2 separate regions of the Homo sapiens genome follow, and region 1 is linked to region 2. Evidence: chromatin loops called from intact Hi-C (ENCODE). Cell type or tissue: sigmoid colon. All regions are shown on one strand. Region 1 overlaps FOCAD (focadhesin). Region 2 overlaps MLLT3 (MLLT3 super elongation complex subunit).

The links. Peaks named below come from ENCODE experiments on the same cell type or tissue, not always from the same donor. Only the 100,000 strongest peaks of a DNase experiment are listed, where the experiment ranks them.
Region 1: a loop joins it to region 2, with 2.7 times the contacts of the local background. A loop is called at or near these places in 14 of 110 quality-filtered maps.

The regions. Positions count from the first base shown.
Region 1 is chr9:20,936,622-20,944,621 of GRCh38, forward strand. All of the region lies in intron 28 of FOCAD (focadhesin), which reads left to right. Among named protein-coding and RNA genes, the nearest start is that of HACD4, 91 kb to the right of the region's middle. RefSeq lists a silencer at 4,699-4,748. In sigmoid colon, a CTCF peak has its summit at 4,645 (motif pointing left); a DNase peak (open chromatin) is centred at 4,630.
Region 2 is chr9:20,549,496-20,557,495 of GRCh38, forward strand. The region is part of intron 2 of MLLT3 (MLLT3 super elongation complex subunit); the gene reads right to left. Among named protein-coding and RNA genes, the nearest start is that of MIR4474, 51 kb to the left of the region's middle. RefSeq lists an enhancer at 2,392-2,451. In sigmoid colon, a CTCF peak has its summit at 3,608 (motif pointing right); no DNase peak of the experiment used is centred here; H3K27ac peaks cover 1,322 bases.

The DNA.
Region 1 (8,000 bases), 390 kb after region 2:
ATCGAGACTGTCCTGGTTAACACGGTGAAACCCTGTCTCTACTAAAAATACAAAAAAAACAGGGATGCCCTCTCTCACCACCCCGATTCAACATAGTGTTGGAAGTTCTGACCAGGGCAATCAGGCAGGAGAAGGAAACAAAATTAGGAAAAGAGGAAATCAAATTGTCCCTGTTTGTAGATGGCATGATTGTATATCTAGAAAACCCCATCGTGTCAGCCCAAAATCTCCTTAAGCTCATAGGCAACTTCAGCAAAGTCTCAGAATACAAAATCAATGTGCAAAAATCACAAACATTTTTATACATCAATAACAGACAAACAAAGAGCCAAATCATGAGTGAACTCCCATTCACAATTGCTTCAAAGAGAATAAAATACCTAGGAATCCAACTTACAAGGGATGTGAAGGACCTCTTCAAGGAGAACTACAAACCACTGCTCAATGAAATAAAAGAGGATACAAACAAATGGAAGAACATTCCATGCTCATGGGTAGGAAGAATCAATATCGTGAAAATGGCCATACTGCCCAAGGTAATTTACAGATTCAATGCCATCCCCATCAAGCTACCAATGACTTTCTTCACAGAATTGGAAAAAACTACTTTAAAGTTCATATGGAACCAAAAAAGAGCCCACATTGCCAAGTCAATCCTAAGCCAAAAGAACAAAGCTGGAGGCATCACGCTACCTGACTTCAAACTATACTACAAGGCTACAGTAACCAAAACAGCATGGTACTGGTACCAAAACAGAGATATAGACCAATGGAGCAGAACAGAGCTCTCAGAAATAATGCCACATATCTACAACCATCTGATCTTTGACAAAGCTGACAAAAACAAGCAATGGGGAAAGGATTCCCTATTTAATAAATGGTGCTGGGAAAACTGGCTAGCCATATGTAGAAAGCTGAAACTGGATCCCTTCCTTACACCTTATACAAAAATTAATTCAAGATGGATTAAAGACTTACATGTTAGACCTAAAACCATAAAAACCCTAGACGAAAACCTAGACAATACCATTCAGGACATAGGCATGGGCAAGGACTGCATGTCTAAAACACCAAAAGCAATGTCAAGAAAGGCCAAAATTGACAAATGGGATCTAATTAAACTAAAGAGCTTCTGCACAGCAAAAGAAACTACCATCAGAGTGAACAGGCAACCTACAGAATGGGAGAGAATTTTTGCAATCTACTCATCTGACAAAAGGCTAATATCCAGAATCTACAATGAACTCAAACAAATTCACAAGAAAAAAACAGACAACCCCATCAACAAGTGGGCAAAGGATATGAACAGACACTTCTCAAAAGAAGACATTTATGCAGCCAAAAGACACATGAAAAAATGCTCATCATCACTGGCCATCAGAGAAATGCAAATCAAAACCACAATGAGATACCATCTCACACCAGTTAGAATGGCAATCATTAAAAAGTCAGGAAACAACAGGTGCTAGAGAGGATGTGGAGAAATAGGAACACTTTTACACTGTTGGTGGGACCGTAAACTAGTTCAACCGTTGTGGAAGTCAGTGTGGCGATTCCTCAGGGATCTGGAACTAGAAATACCATTTGACCCAGCCATTCCATTACTGGGTATATACCCAAAGGTTTATAAATCATGCTGCTATAAAGACACATGCACACGTATGTTTATTGCGGCACTATTCACAATAGCAAAGACTTGGAACCAACCCAAATGTCCAACAATGATAGACTGGATTAAGAAAATGTGGCACATATACACCATGGAATACTATGCAGCCATAAAAAAGGATGAGTTCATATCCTTTGTAGGGACATGGATGAAGCTGGAAACCATCATTCTCAGCAAACTGTCGCAAGGACAAAAACCAAACACCACATGTTCTCACTCATAGGTGGGAATTGAACAATGAGAACACATGGACACAGGAAGCGGAACATCACACACGGGGGCCTGTTGTGGGGTGGGGGGAGTGGGGAGGGATAGCATTAGGGGATATACCTAATGTTAAATGACAAGTTAATGGGTACAGCACACCAATATGGCACCTGTATACATATGTAGCTAACCTGCACATTGTGCACATGTACCCTAAAACTTATAATAAAGAAAAGAAAAGAAAGATTGTAGATATATTAAAAAAAGATTATCTTACCAATTTTTAAGAATTCATTATATATTATGTACATGAACTTTAGTCTACCATATTTATTACAAATATTTTTCTCAGTCATTTTGCTGATTTACTTTTTAAAAAGAATATAAATGTATTATTACCACTGAACTGTACCCTTAAAAATGATAAAGATGGTACTTTTATATGTATATTTTACCTTAATAAAAATTAAATTAAAAATTGAAAAAAAAATACAGAAAAAAAATTAGCAGGGCGTGGTTGCAGGCGCCTGTAGTCCCAGCTACTCAGGAGGCTGAGGCAGTAGTATGGTGTGAACCCGGGAGGCGGAGCTTGCAGTGAGCCGAGATCGTGCCACTGCACTCCAGCCTGGGCGACAGAGCGAGACTCTCTTCTCAAAAAAAAAAAAAAAAAGAGTGTGGTTTGAATATGAGTAAAGAAAGAGTTTGATGGCATGGTTGAAGTATCTTGAAAATAGAAAATGATTAATGAGAAAAATAGGGAAATTTAGCTGTTATTTGAATCCAATGAAGAGTTGAGATTTTGAACCTAATCCATGCATTTATATTGCCTTTTACAACCTAGGAATAAGATATTTTCATGTCTCTTTCCATCCCTCCTGCCTCCTCTTACCACCCAAAGATGTTCATTGTAGCTTAGCTCAAGATGTTATAAAGTTGGGAAAAAATGTGAGATTAAGATGCCGCCAACTTTAGCCAGTGGCACAGTCAGGAGTGACTTTCAGGCATTGTCTCCATCAGTTTTCAGGAAGGTTGTTTAAATGCGGGGAGTACCATGGGGATGAATTACCCACCATACAGATACTGAGGTGTTTAAAAATTTCGTATGTCCAAGCATATTTAACTTTAAAATTTATTTTTGTTACTAATAAGTTTCTTATTTCTTCATTCTTACCTTCTTTGTTGATTCTTACCTTCTTTTATTTTATTTTTTTTTGTTTTTATTTTTTATTTTTTAAATTTATTTTATTTTTTTTCTTTCTTTTTTTTAAATTATACTTTAAGTTCTAGGGTACATGTGCACAACGCGCAGGTTTGTTGCATATGTATACATGTGCCATGTTGGTGTGCTGCACCCATTAACTCGTCATTTACATTAGGCGTATCTCCTAATGCTATCCCTCCCCCCTCCCTCCACCCCACGACAGGCCCCAGTGTGTGATGTTCCCCACCCTGTGTCCAAGTGTTCTCATTGTTCAGTTCCCACCTATGAGTGAGAACATGCGTCCAAGTGTTCTCATTGTTCAATTCCCACCTATGACTGAGAACATGCTGCGTTTGGTTTTCTATCCTTTTTAATGAACAACTATATTGAGAGAGAGACGGGTAGGCCTGGACTTCCTGTCCAGTTAGTGGACACTTGCCTGTCTGTTAGAGCCCAATTAAAAGCTCAGGCCCTTCAAGAAGTCCTTCTTCCATCCTCTCCAAACTTTTAGTTCTACGGTTAATGAAGTTTAGTGCTTCATCATTACTAATGCTCTCTAGGTGTCAGTCCTTGTGCAGTTCTCCCTTTTTTTTTTTTTTTTTTGAGATAGGATATCACTCTGTTGCTCAGGCTGGAGTGCAGTGATACCACAATCATGGCTTACTGCAAGTTCGACCTCCTGGGCTCAAGCAATCCTCCTGCCTCAGCCTCAAGTAGCTGGTACTACAGGCATATGCAACCATGCTTGACTAATTTTTTTATTTTTTGTAGAGACAGGGTCTTACTGTGTTGCCTAGGCCGGTGTTGAACTCCTGGCCTCGAGTAATCCTCCCAACCCTGGCCTCCCAAAGTAATGGGATTACAGATGTGAGCCACTGCACCCAGCATAGTTCTCTTTTTGGCTTCAGGTTCAACTGATACTTACTGAGCAGCTGCATACTGAGCTAGGCATTTTCACATCTGTTTCTCATGGAGTTACATCCATGTCACAACCTAAACATGATACTGAAGTAGGAATCATCATCACTTTGGTTTACAGATAAAGAATGTGAGTCTCAGATAGGAGGCTTGTTTCAGGGTCATATGCTTAATAAGTGGCAGAGCCAAGAGAGAAACCTGGGACATCTGACTTCAAAGCCATTTTTCTTTCTTACATAACACAGTATGGATAACACATTTCAATAGAAGGAAAGCAGTTTGATGCTGGACAGTATACTGTGTATTTATTTTTTTTCTGACATGCAAGTGTCACCCACACTTTTTTTTTTAATATTTTAATTCTTCCTTCTGCTTTTTAACTAGACCCAGACCTGAAAGCCTGACTCATGATTTAAAGTATTCCCTTATCTAATGAGATTTCAGGAGTCTAGGGCAAGCCTCCCTCAAGTGAAACAGTGGAAGTCTTACTAGAAGGTAGTTAGTAGATGCGGGAGTGTACTCCCTCAAATGATAGAATTCACCCAGAGCAAATTCACCATGCTTCCCGATTTAATGGACATCTCCCTGCTGAAAGAACCCGCACACCTGGCCAGGCTGGTGTTCGTGAGCCTATCACTAAGATTTTACTGCCATCTAGTGGTAGCTCATTGTGCCATTGTGATCCTCACAGCCGTAACTGTAGTCATGCAGTCATCAATGACCCAAGCTTTGGTTAATTACTACTGAGCTTTTAGAAATGCGATAACATTTGTATAGCGCTTTGTAAAGGGCAAAGCGCTATATAAATGTTAACTGTTATTAGAACTAATTATTAGATGGCCTAGTACTTAATCTGCAGGATTGCCTACAGTAAACTAGGGAATTGAAGATTCATCTCTGATTAATTTTAAAAAATATATATCTGAGTTGATGCAGCAACACAAATATCAGAATTGCTTAGCTTTTAAGTTTCAGGATTTCTTTTGCTGGTGATATTTTAATATACTCTGATAATAGATTCAAATAAGTAATGACATAATAGTGTATGGAATTTAAAAACTCAAATTATCTTTATCATTTGTTAGCACTCTTATAGAACATTTATGTTAGCAACTCCAAAGTTCAGTTTCATACCCAATATTATAATTTGTTTTTATTTCCTCTGTTGGAGACACCAACACTTAACTCCTTTTTGCTTTCAGTGGACAGAAAGTTATAAAAGCTACCTCTGCCCAAGCTATTCTTGGTTCAAAGCTGGCAGACATATCAAAGAGAAGCTAGAATGAGGTAAATATGTGGAATTGCTGAACTAAGCACCTGGGGGAACATTTTAAGACTTAGAACAAGAATAAACACATTAAAATATAGAAGATTTAGAAATCAGAGGGAAATCAGGAATAAAGTTTTAGGACTACATTATTGGTGCATACTGGAAAATTGAGATGAATGAGAGGGGACCTATTCAGAGGGGCAATAGATGTATATGCCATAGCATGTATATACATACACTGTTATATATTCATATGTTACACCAGTCACTTAACTGCCGCTGTAGCAATGAATAGAATCGCTAGTGAATTATAACGTTGCTCAGGTTATAGTAATAATTGCTATGATAAATTTTAGGTAAATGTGAACTAGAAACAGATGTGTTTTTCAAAGCCTTAATACATCTATCTCCTGAGATGATGAAAGAGGGGCTTCAATCTAGGGGATAGAGATATTTATGTGCCCAGGATAGCCTGAAAAGCAAGACTTACATACTTCCTTGTTTATTCAGAAAGTTAAACCCTATTGGAATGAGCTTTGAGAGGAATTTGTTTTCCAGATGAGCCCAATATTCCTCTTTCTGAAATTAGTCTGGCAAGAAACAGAAACTGAATTTTCTTGGTTGAATCTTGCATGATACGTTCAGTGAATTTTACTACTTATAAAATTTGCCTACTACTAAACATAAGAATCAAGCCTTGCTTTTTTCTTCTTCCTCTGTAGATCTTCTCTCTACTCTAGACTCTTAAAATTCTTCATTTGGTTAGTTCTTCAGCTTTCAATAAATACTGGTTGAGTGCCTGTATACGCCAAGCAGTATACTAGGTGCAGCAGATACTGTGGTAGGGAAAAAAACAGAAAAGGTATACCCACCCTTATGGAGCTTTCAGGCCAGGGAAGAGATAATAATCAACCAATACCCCAAATAATTTTCATCAGAGTTTATAATTAAAATTGTATGAAGTAAATTAGCACAGGGTGCTGTGGGAGAGTATTAAAGAGGCTCTCTGCTGGGCGAGAGATGATGTCTCTGAGGAAGTAACATTTGAAATCTTAAGCATAAGTAGCAGTTAAATAGTCAAAGAGAGAACAACAGTCAAATGTGTCTAAGTATTAATCAAATTTTGTCTAATTATATCTTTGGTCTAATTCTGTCAAATTGTTATATGCATCAATATACAAAGATAGCCAAAAAACTTCCCTGTAGATTCTAAATAATAGCAAAGGCTTTACATTCATATTAATCAAGAGTAGCCTTTCCTCTTCCGTAAATGTGATTAGTCTCAAAAGCATGTTCTATTGAGATCTTAGATGTTGATTTAACTGGTTGAAAATGCATTGAGCTTGTTAAGTTTACGAAGCTGTAACAGCAGTTCTGCCTGACTAATGATGGATTATTACTGTAGTAGCTTCTTTACGAAGGATTTTTGAATGGCTGATCGTTATGCAACAGAAACTAGAAAAACACACTTGAGATACGGTGCCTTCTCATACGTATTCCATCATGGCACCATGAAGGGCACTGAGAGGGGCTTTGGGTTTGGCAGATGGGGCAGAAGGCTAGGAATAAAAAAAATCCCCTTGTATTGGCCGTGCTCTGCTGGATGCTCTCTGTGTGACCTTGAGCAAATCCTGTAGCCTGTCTATCCTTCTGGGTATCTTCTTTTAGGTGTGGGTGCTCCATTTGCACGTTGGGGGAAGTAAGTAACATGTTCATAAAATTATGCAAATGTTCTTGACACTGACCAAGGGGGTAGATGCTGTTTAAGAGCAAAATGACCTAACATGTGGGCATTGAGATACATTATTGGAGAAATGCCCTGGAATGTCTTCTTCGGCAGCAGATATCATGATGAGAGGCAAGGCAAGCCAGAGTAAGGGTGATTTCTGAAAAAACATTGCATTTTCTCCATTTAAAAAACAATGACAAAAGCTTTTTTTCTTTAAAGTAAAGCATTACCACAAGCTGCATTATCTTACCATACTATCTTGAAGTTTTCTGAGAGAACAATTATTTTCTTTAAATGGATATGTATTCATTCAGGAGAATTGGGGGCACAAAGCCCTAGATTTCAATTGAATTGTCACATGGGGTAACTTTTGACAAGCCTGTCATTTGTCCATTTTCTCTTCTGACCCAGTGGTATTCTGCAAGATCAGAGGGGAGAGAAGGATTAATGTCATTGTGCACAAACAGTTTCTTTAGGAAAGAAATTCCACTTGTTGAAGTTGACTAGGAAACATGAAACACTTAGTAGTACCTCATAATCATGCCTTGCATTTATCTTCTTTGCTATTAGTCAGATATCCTCAGCTCACATCCTGAATTTTAGTCTTTTCTCTCCTTATGCAGCTGATCACAGTATACTCAACATGCAGGTAGGGGTGTTGCAGGGAAAACTACAGCATTTCTGTAAGGGCACAAATAAAGCTGGTTTATGCCTTTTCCTCTTCTCACCCATAAAGTTTAAGTCAAACTATTTCCTGCCTTTTGTTTTTATCTAGGGGGTGTACAGCACTAGCATGGGCCACAGATACATGTTTTGATGTCAGGTTTTCATTTTGAGGGGAGAGGTATGTGTACTTGTCATGGATGATGGGGCACACCATCTACTAGGCAGCAGAATTTGAATCCAGCCATCTCACCAAGGTTTGAGAGCTCTGTAAACACCCGTGGTAAGTGAAGAGCAATTGTGTGGATTTCTTATGATCCTAACATCTTATCTTTTTTGGCTT
Region 2 (8,000 bases):
GTAGTTAACTCGTTTAATCTGCCCAACAACTCTAGAAAGCAGGTACTTTATGCGACCCATTCTGAAGATGAAGAAAGTATGGAAATGACAGTTAATGAACAAAGGTCACACAGGCGACTGGCGGAAGACCTAAGGTTTGAACCTAAACAGTCTGGCTCCAAATGGCATGCTTTTAACCACTACGCTGTACAGCCAAGACTATCAAATTCACCTTGGCTGGTCTGAGAATTATAAAGACCACTACCTACTCAGACCTTTTAATCCCACCCTGACAGAAATACAAATACATGAAAACTTCTTTCCACATTTACTCACCAAAGATCTTTGCGCAGTGATCCATTCACTGTGACCACCATCTCTCTTCTTAGCACATGCGTGCAGAAAATCTAGTTCCAAAATGGAGTCAATCCAACCAAATTAGGAAATTCCTATTCTACTCCCCTCTGCACCTCAAGAATTTCATACAACTGAATGTTGATCTCAACAGAAATCTTGTGGCTCATCACTCATCTACAAGAACTGCTAACTAAGGAATTGCTTCTAATATCATGAACTCCAAACCCACTTCAATAATGGGGGCATGGACACACGCATTAAAATCTCACCTACAATTCAAAAACTCACAATCCCATCTTAGACAATAGTTCTAATCCCACGTAACAAGGTTGATAATGAATTGCCAACTATTTCTAGTTTCTCTACTCTTACTTGCCCCAAAAGCTCAAAGCACTTCATGAGAGAAGTGACTTACAAATAATAATGACAGAAGCACCCAAGTAAAAGGGGAAAAGTAAGGACCCAGATACACAGCCCTTCCTTCATCAGAGATGTGTATTTCACCCTGGCTTTCCACCCTATTGTTCTTATTGTATGATTCCCTCTTTTCTTGCACTTGGATTTCTTCCTTGGTGCCATTCGTTTCACTGTGTGTGTGTGTTGTTGTTTTTTATTTTTGAGACAGGTCTTGCTTTGTCACCCAGGCTGGAATGCAGTGGCACAATCACAGCTCACCATAACCTCGGCCTCCCAGACTCAAGTGATCCTCCCACCCCACGAGTAACTGGGACCACAAGCACACACCACCACCACATGACTAAATTTTTTTTTATAGACAGAGTCTCACTATGTTGCCCAGGCTAGTCTTGAACTTCCTCGGCCTCTTTAAAATGTTGGGATTACAGGCATGAGCCACTGTGCCCAGCTGTGTGTATTTTTTAATATGATAAAGCTTGTTTAATATGTTACAAAGTCTTATTTATTTTATTTATTTAGTTTTTTAAGAGACAGGGTCTCACTCTGTTGTCCAGGCTGGACTGCAGTGGCATGATCATAGCTCACTATAACTACAACCTCCTGGGCTCAAGCAATCCTCCCACCTCAGCTTCCCAAGTAGCTAGGACTACAGGCATGTGCCATCATGCCCAGCTAAATTTTTTTCATTTTTTTCTTGGTAGAAATGGGGTCTCACTACATTAACCAGGCTAGTCTCAAACTCCTGGCCTCAAGTAATCCTCCCACCTTAGCCTTCCAAAGACTGGGATTACAGGCGTGGGCCACAGCACCCAGCCACAAAGTTTTCTTTAAATGGCCAATTCGGCTGAGGAAAAAAATACTCATCGTGAAAATCAAGTAGGTCAATATGTTGGCTAAAATTTCCAATTGCCTTTAGCAGCCAGCAGATATGAAAGTAAAAGGAACAATCCCAATCCTTGAGTTTATTTTTAGGCTCCCCAAGAAAGAATAATAACATACCTGGTTTAATTTCTCAAGTACTCCTATATTTGATAACTCACTGAGCTGCTTTTTGTGGCCTCTGTGACTCTTTAATCCAATGCATTCCACAAAGCAAAGATCACTTTAAAGCACTCTCCCCACCCCATCCTCTTTCTCACAAAAGGTGATGTTTCATTTTCCCAACTTCCTTTTGGTAAATTATTACATGGACCTGCTTTCCCTGGGAAAAGTCCAGAAGCATATCTTCTAATTTAAGGAATGTACCAAACATTTTGAGTCCTACAGACCCTTCTGATTGGTCATGAATGTAACAATCAGCCTTTCTCCTGTGACACTTTTAATTCAAAAACAAACCCAAGGCAACCTTCAAAGCTGAAAGTGCTGAAATTCCAGAATCAGAAAAGAAAAAAAAACTTGCTCATTGATCAAGGTGACACAGTGCATGACTTCAGTATTTAATAGAGTGCTAACTACTGTATACTTAAATCAACTTCCATAAATTCCCAATGATGATACAAACCATTTACCTGGAGGCCCCAAAACATAAAATCTATGACAGACTTTGATATTAATTTTTATTGAACATTAACATTACACCCTATAGACATGAACATATTACCTACGATTTATGCAGCAGTAGACTTTTGTAACCTCACGAAATTCATGTTGTTAAGTCTTCATTCAACCCCCATCCCCCTACGTGCACAAACAAATACACAAACCTGCTCTGATAAAATCAACAATTACACTTGCTTCCCTCTCTGAGTTGCCAAGTCATCAGATCCACCCACCCGGATCCCTTTATGACTGTAAAGTTTATGGATTACTTATTTCTCACGGGTTTTGCTTCCTGACATACTGTAACCACTTTCCTTTTATAAAGCTCTGATCAATTCTCAGAAGCATATTGGCAGAGGACAGTGAGCAACAGTAGCAAAGATGTTTTTAGGATTTTATTACTTGGAGTCTTGTTTGCAAAGAACTTTACACTCACATCAGAGCCTTCTTACACTTTAGAAATGGAAGCATTCGTAATCCTATTTAACACACACCAAAAATAAGGTTAAGTCACTTGCAAAAGACCACCCAGTAGATACAAGGTAGAGTTCAGGTGCAAGGTAGCAAGTGTTCCATCTACCCTTTTAATTTCCTCAGCCACCAAAATTCAAGTTTTTGTTTTTTAATTAAGGCTGACATCACTCGTGTGAGCAGAATCAGCTCATCACATGCGGCACCACTAGCAGCTAGACTCTAGCTGCTAGAACATCTCCTTCCCAGTTTGTTGTTGTTATCGTTGTTGTTGTTGTTGGGGCAGAATAGACGGTTTGAGAGCAGAAGAGGCGAGAACAGAACCTATGAGCCCAGTGATAGGTGTGATAATAAAGACGAGTTTTGAGTTTCTGATAAGCAGTTTATTTTTAAGGACCCAAAATAATCTACCTTGACATTCCTCCCAAGTAATACATTCATGTTTTTCTTGATAACAATATAACTGTTATCCAAATAAACCTTAGATTTACTTAGGAAATAGTTTTAATAGAAAGTTTAAGAAGTCAAATATAAGACTAGTATTACCATATAAAAATCCCACGTAGAATCTACTTTTTCTCATCAGGCAAGGTCCCAAATAAAAAACCACTTTCAGTAATGAGCCTTGTAAAGGTACAACCTAAATGTTTTTTATATGCTTATCAAAAAGTTGCAAGGTAAAAAAATAAAATTTTTGTCTCATGAAAATTCAAAACCACATACAAAATTTGTATTTTTCTAATTAAGACTTTCCCTACATTGGACATCCAGAAAGTACTACAGAACATATGAGAATCTGATCTTTTATTATGAGTAATAGGTGTTTCTTCTTCACCACCAGAGGTCAGAATCCAGAATTAAGTCCTTATTTTTCTAAAGTATTAAAGTTTTATACTTTAACCTCATGAATCTTGGAGCAACTTTAAAAGCCACTTAAAACAAAACAAAAAAGCCCTCATTTCTCGACACTAAATGTAACTGTAGAAAACAGTTTCACAAAGGAAGAAGAGAGGGCAGACATTCTGGTTATTTCTTCCCCCAAAATACTCTAGAAGAGCTTATATGCATATCCACAAGGAGGTAATAGTTGTTGAGTCGGCCTCACATTTATTCGCAGATTCAACAAAGGACAGCTGACAAGCATGTGCCAGGCATGGTGTTAGGTGCCCAGGACATGAGAGAAAAAAAATCCCTCCACTCATGGAGAAATCTGACCTCAATTCCATCTGACCTCAATTCATCTGTAACACTCATTCAACAAACACACTGAACACCTCCTAGAGCCAGCATGTTTGGAATGAACGATTTGTCTATATAAGATCCTGCTCATTATCTTGCCTTTCTACTGAAATAGAGTTTATCCCATGCCTATGACAGAAAATTCATCTCTAAATATTATTCTACTATTCACTGGACTTCCCCCAAAAGGCTGGTCAAATTACTTGACCTTTTAGACATTCTTATCTTACAGATCTAGAAGACAGGAAACAACAGGAGCTTGAATATGTAACTAAGTTTTTATAACTACATTAGAAACTTTCCTTGCCTGTACAAGACAAAAAATAAACAGCTTTTTTTTTTTTAATTTACAATTCACAAAAATAGACAATCACAACCCTCCTGGCAAAAGAAAATGTTCCCAGAATACTAAATACTAATTTGAGGAAAACTTCACATACTAAAATCACAAATCTCTGAGTCAGGTATTTCTCTTTAGAGAAAAGCAAATCAATTGTAATGGTCCAGCAGCTTTTCATACCCTTGATAATGACTAGTTTCTTCCACATAAGAATTTTCCTTTTCCTCTCTGTTCAGTTCCAAATACTGTTTGTTCAAACTGAATCAATTTCATATTTAGGATTTTTAACTGGATCACACTTTCTGCCTAACATTTTTCATATAACCCCTCATTAAAGAGACATTAACAATTTCAATCAAACCAATTCCACTTCCTTACCCAAAAACTTAATTTCCTGTACAGTACTGCTTTCATTTCACCTTTAAAAAAATCTCAGTTCACAATTTTTTAAAGACCTCTGTTCTCTATTACTTAAGAAAATTCATAGTCTGGCAGAATATGCACCAATACAGGTTGTTACAAGTTTGGCTACTCAGTTTCTGATGGATCTTCTGGTACATAAAACCAAATTACATATTCAAGCTCCTGTCCCTACTTAAAATTCATTTTTAAAATTACTGAACACCAAAAATGGATGACATGAACAAAATATACTCACAGAATGTTACAACAGTCCATATAAGATGCAATAAGAAAGAAAATCAATGAAACAATATTATAAATTGCACAAAACTCTCAATAAAACAAAGTTCAGCAAAACAAAGCTGATTATATATACTTTAAACTTTTAACTGACTTCACTTACCTCTCAATCTGACAAGGATACCTACTTTCCCTCTGTAAAATACATGGGTGACACCCTCCAAAGAGCAAATGTATATAGCTATTAAGTACCTCTCCCATAATATACTTAGTACAAGGCATCTTGTTTGTTCCGAAACCTGGCTTTTTGCTTTTGTTCTTGACCATTTGCTCTTGTACTTAAGTAATTTATTATTTTGTTAACCAATAAAATGAGGGTGAAAAATGACTACTTTTGAAAAACTAAATTAACTACTTTGCAGATACTCAAACGGAAGTGGCTAAATTAATAACTGCCTAATGAACGGTGGAAAGAGAATTTAAGTCTGTAAGAAACAATAATTTTAATCTTAATTTTAATTATTCCTTTCTAATTAATTAACTACAACTAGACCAAGTAGTCAGCTGGTGTCGAATTAAGAAGTGTTTCGTGAAGCTAAACAAATATGATAAAGCATATGGTGGTGGCCACTCCCAATCATCCCCTTCCCCAGGGTGGCCAGACGAGTCTTCAGATAGCACTCCTCCTGAAGGTCATCTAACTGACCCCACAAATCATCTTAACCTAATCTTACACTGGATTCTCTGGTTTATTTTCATGCCGGAAATAGCATTTTGGTTGAAAACACAGTTTCCTCTGTAAGTATTAGCCTCCAACCTAAATTTTTAGAGCTGAAACTGAGTTCTATTTTTTTTTAATAGAGACAGCGTCTCACCATGTTGCCCAGGGTGGTCTTGAACTCCTGGGTTCAAACAGTTCTCCCACCCAAAGTCCTAGGATTACAGGCGTGAGCCACCAGACCCAGGCTGCAACTGAGTTCTTGAACCCATAAAGCTGAGAAAACATAAAACTTAAAATCTCACTACTCTACTACATTCTACACTGATGGTCTTTAAACCGGGCTATGTATAACATTTAGGGCACATGAAAACTCTAAAGGAAAACAACTATCTCTCCATCTTCAACTTCCTTGTAAAATAATATGCCTGAGAATTTCCCTTCTCTTTCCTAACTGCCTCTCACTTCCTAAAGTGGGCATACCTCTCAGCCACCACCCTCCCCTCATCTCACTAGGCACACTGCCCACGATTATAAAACCTCCCAGGCAACAAGGAGGAGACCCACTAGAAGCAAACTGGTCTTGATGCAAATAAATAAATAAGAAACATTTCTAGACGTCTAAAAGGGAACAAAATGCTTTTGCAAGTTGGATTGCTTCAAACAAAATTACAGGAGCATCCATTCTTTAAGCCATCTGCCAACAAATCATTAAAAATAAGTTCTGATGAGATTACTGTGTGAGTTTTGCCATATAACTTCAGAAAAACTCCAAACAATTGACTGGCACTGCTATAATACTCCCTTTTTCATTTTTGACAAGTTTTTTCAGTGCCTGCATCTTACACAGAAAAGAAAAAGGGAAAATAAAAATGATGCCAAATCTTTTCTCATCTAGTAATAAACGAATTTATAAAGAATAAAACACCTGTATATATGCAATAGATGAATGTATAAACAGAAATATTTTTATTTTTTATCAATCATTTATCAGAATTTGTAATATAATCATGTTATTTTGATCAACTCCATTCCACAAATGGAAATATTTATACAATTACTTCTGGATTAAATAATCCTTGAGGCATAGGATATTTTTAATTTTCAGTATTGATATATTTTTATTACATAAGTATGACATGATAATCCATAAAAGACTCTAAAACATGAACATGTATTATATTAGAATAAAAAGTGGGGGAGAAGGCCAGGCGCAGTGGCTCAAACCTGTAATCTCGGCACTTTGAGAGGCCGAGGTGGGCGGATCACAAGGTAAGGAGTTCGAGACCAGCCTGGCCAACAAGGTGAAACCCCATCTCTACTAAAAACATAAAAATTAGCCAGCCGTGGTGGCGGGCACCTGTAATCCCAGCTACTCAGGAGGCTGAGCCAGAAAAATCCCTTGAACCCAAGAGTAGGAGGTTGCAGTGATCCGAGATCGCACCACTGCACTCCAGCCTGGGCGAAAGAGCAAAACTCCATCTCAAAATAAATAAATAAATAAATAAAAGTTGGGGGAGAAATAAGATAACAAAAGAGTTCAAGTAAACAGGGAGAGATAAGTTTCCAATTAAAGAGCTTGTTCACTGATTTTTTTAATGAATGGTGGCTGGTATGACAATGTTAGATTTTTCATCAGCTCTACTTAAGTATATTATGTAAAAGGCCTATTTTTAAAAGCCAATTTTTACAATATGCCCCAAATTACGTATTTTGAAACAACCTAAGTTATAATGACAACGTATGCAATCAGCACAAGATTTGAAGACCATGGAGCTATACCAGTAGCAGTCGGTCTGCACTCAATGACTACGATTCAGAAGAAGAACGCAACCTACTGTTCCAGTCTTTAACTAACAACAGCTCCTCGGTTTGCACCTGCAGTTGGAGTCTCAGGAACATCATTTCCTCCACAAGCTTTGCACTTTCCCACCTCCTGGCCCCTGTTCATACCACCAAGAAAACAGACCCAGTCCTCCTCAAATTCCACCATTCTTCCTTAAGCAGGGGCTTTTGGTCAGGTGCTGTGAACTGCTAATTTGGTAGGAGAGCAGAATAACATAGTGGGGTAGTGGGGTTGAGGGCATGGAATGTGGTAGCAGGTTACCTGGTTTCAAAATCTGCCTCTACAATTTACTAGTTTAAGCCAATTAATCTCTCTGTGGTCCAATTTCCTCATCTTTAAAATGGGAATTATAATCAACATTACCTGATGGGGGTGTTGTAAACTGAATGAATTAATATAGCTAAAACCTTTAAAGCCCTGCTTGACAGTTTTTGCCACATCATCGTTATTGC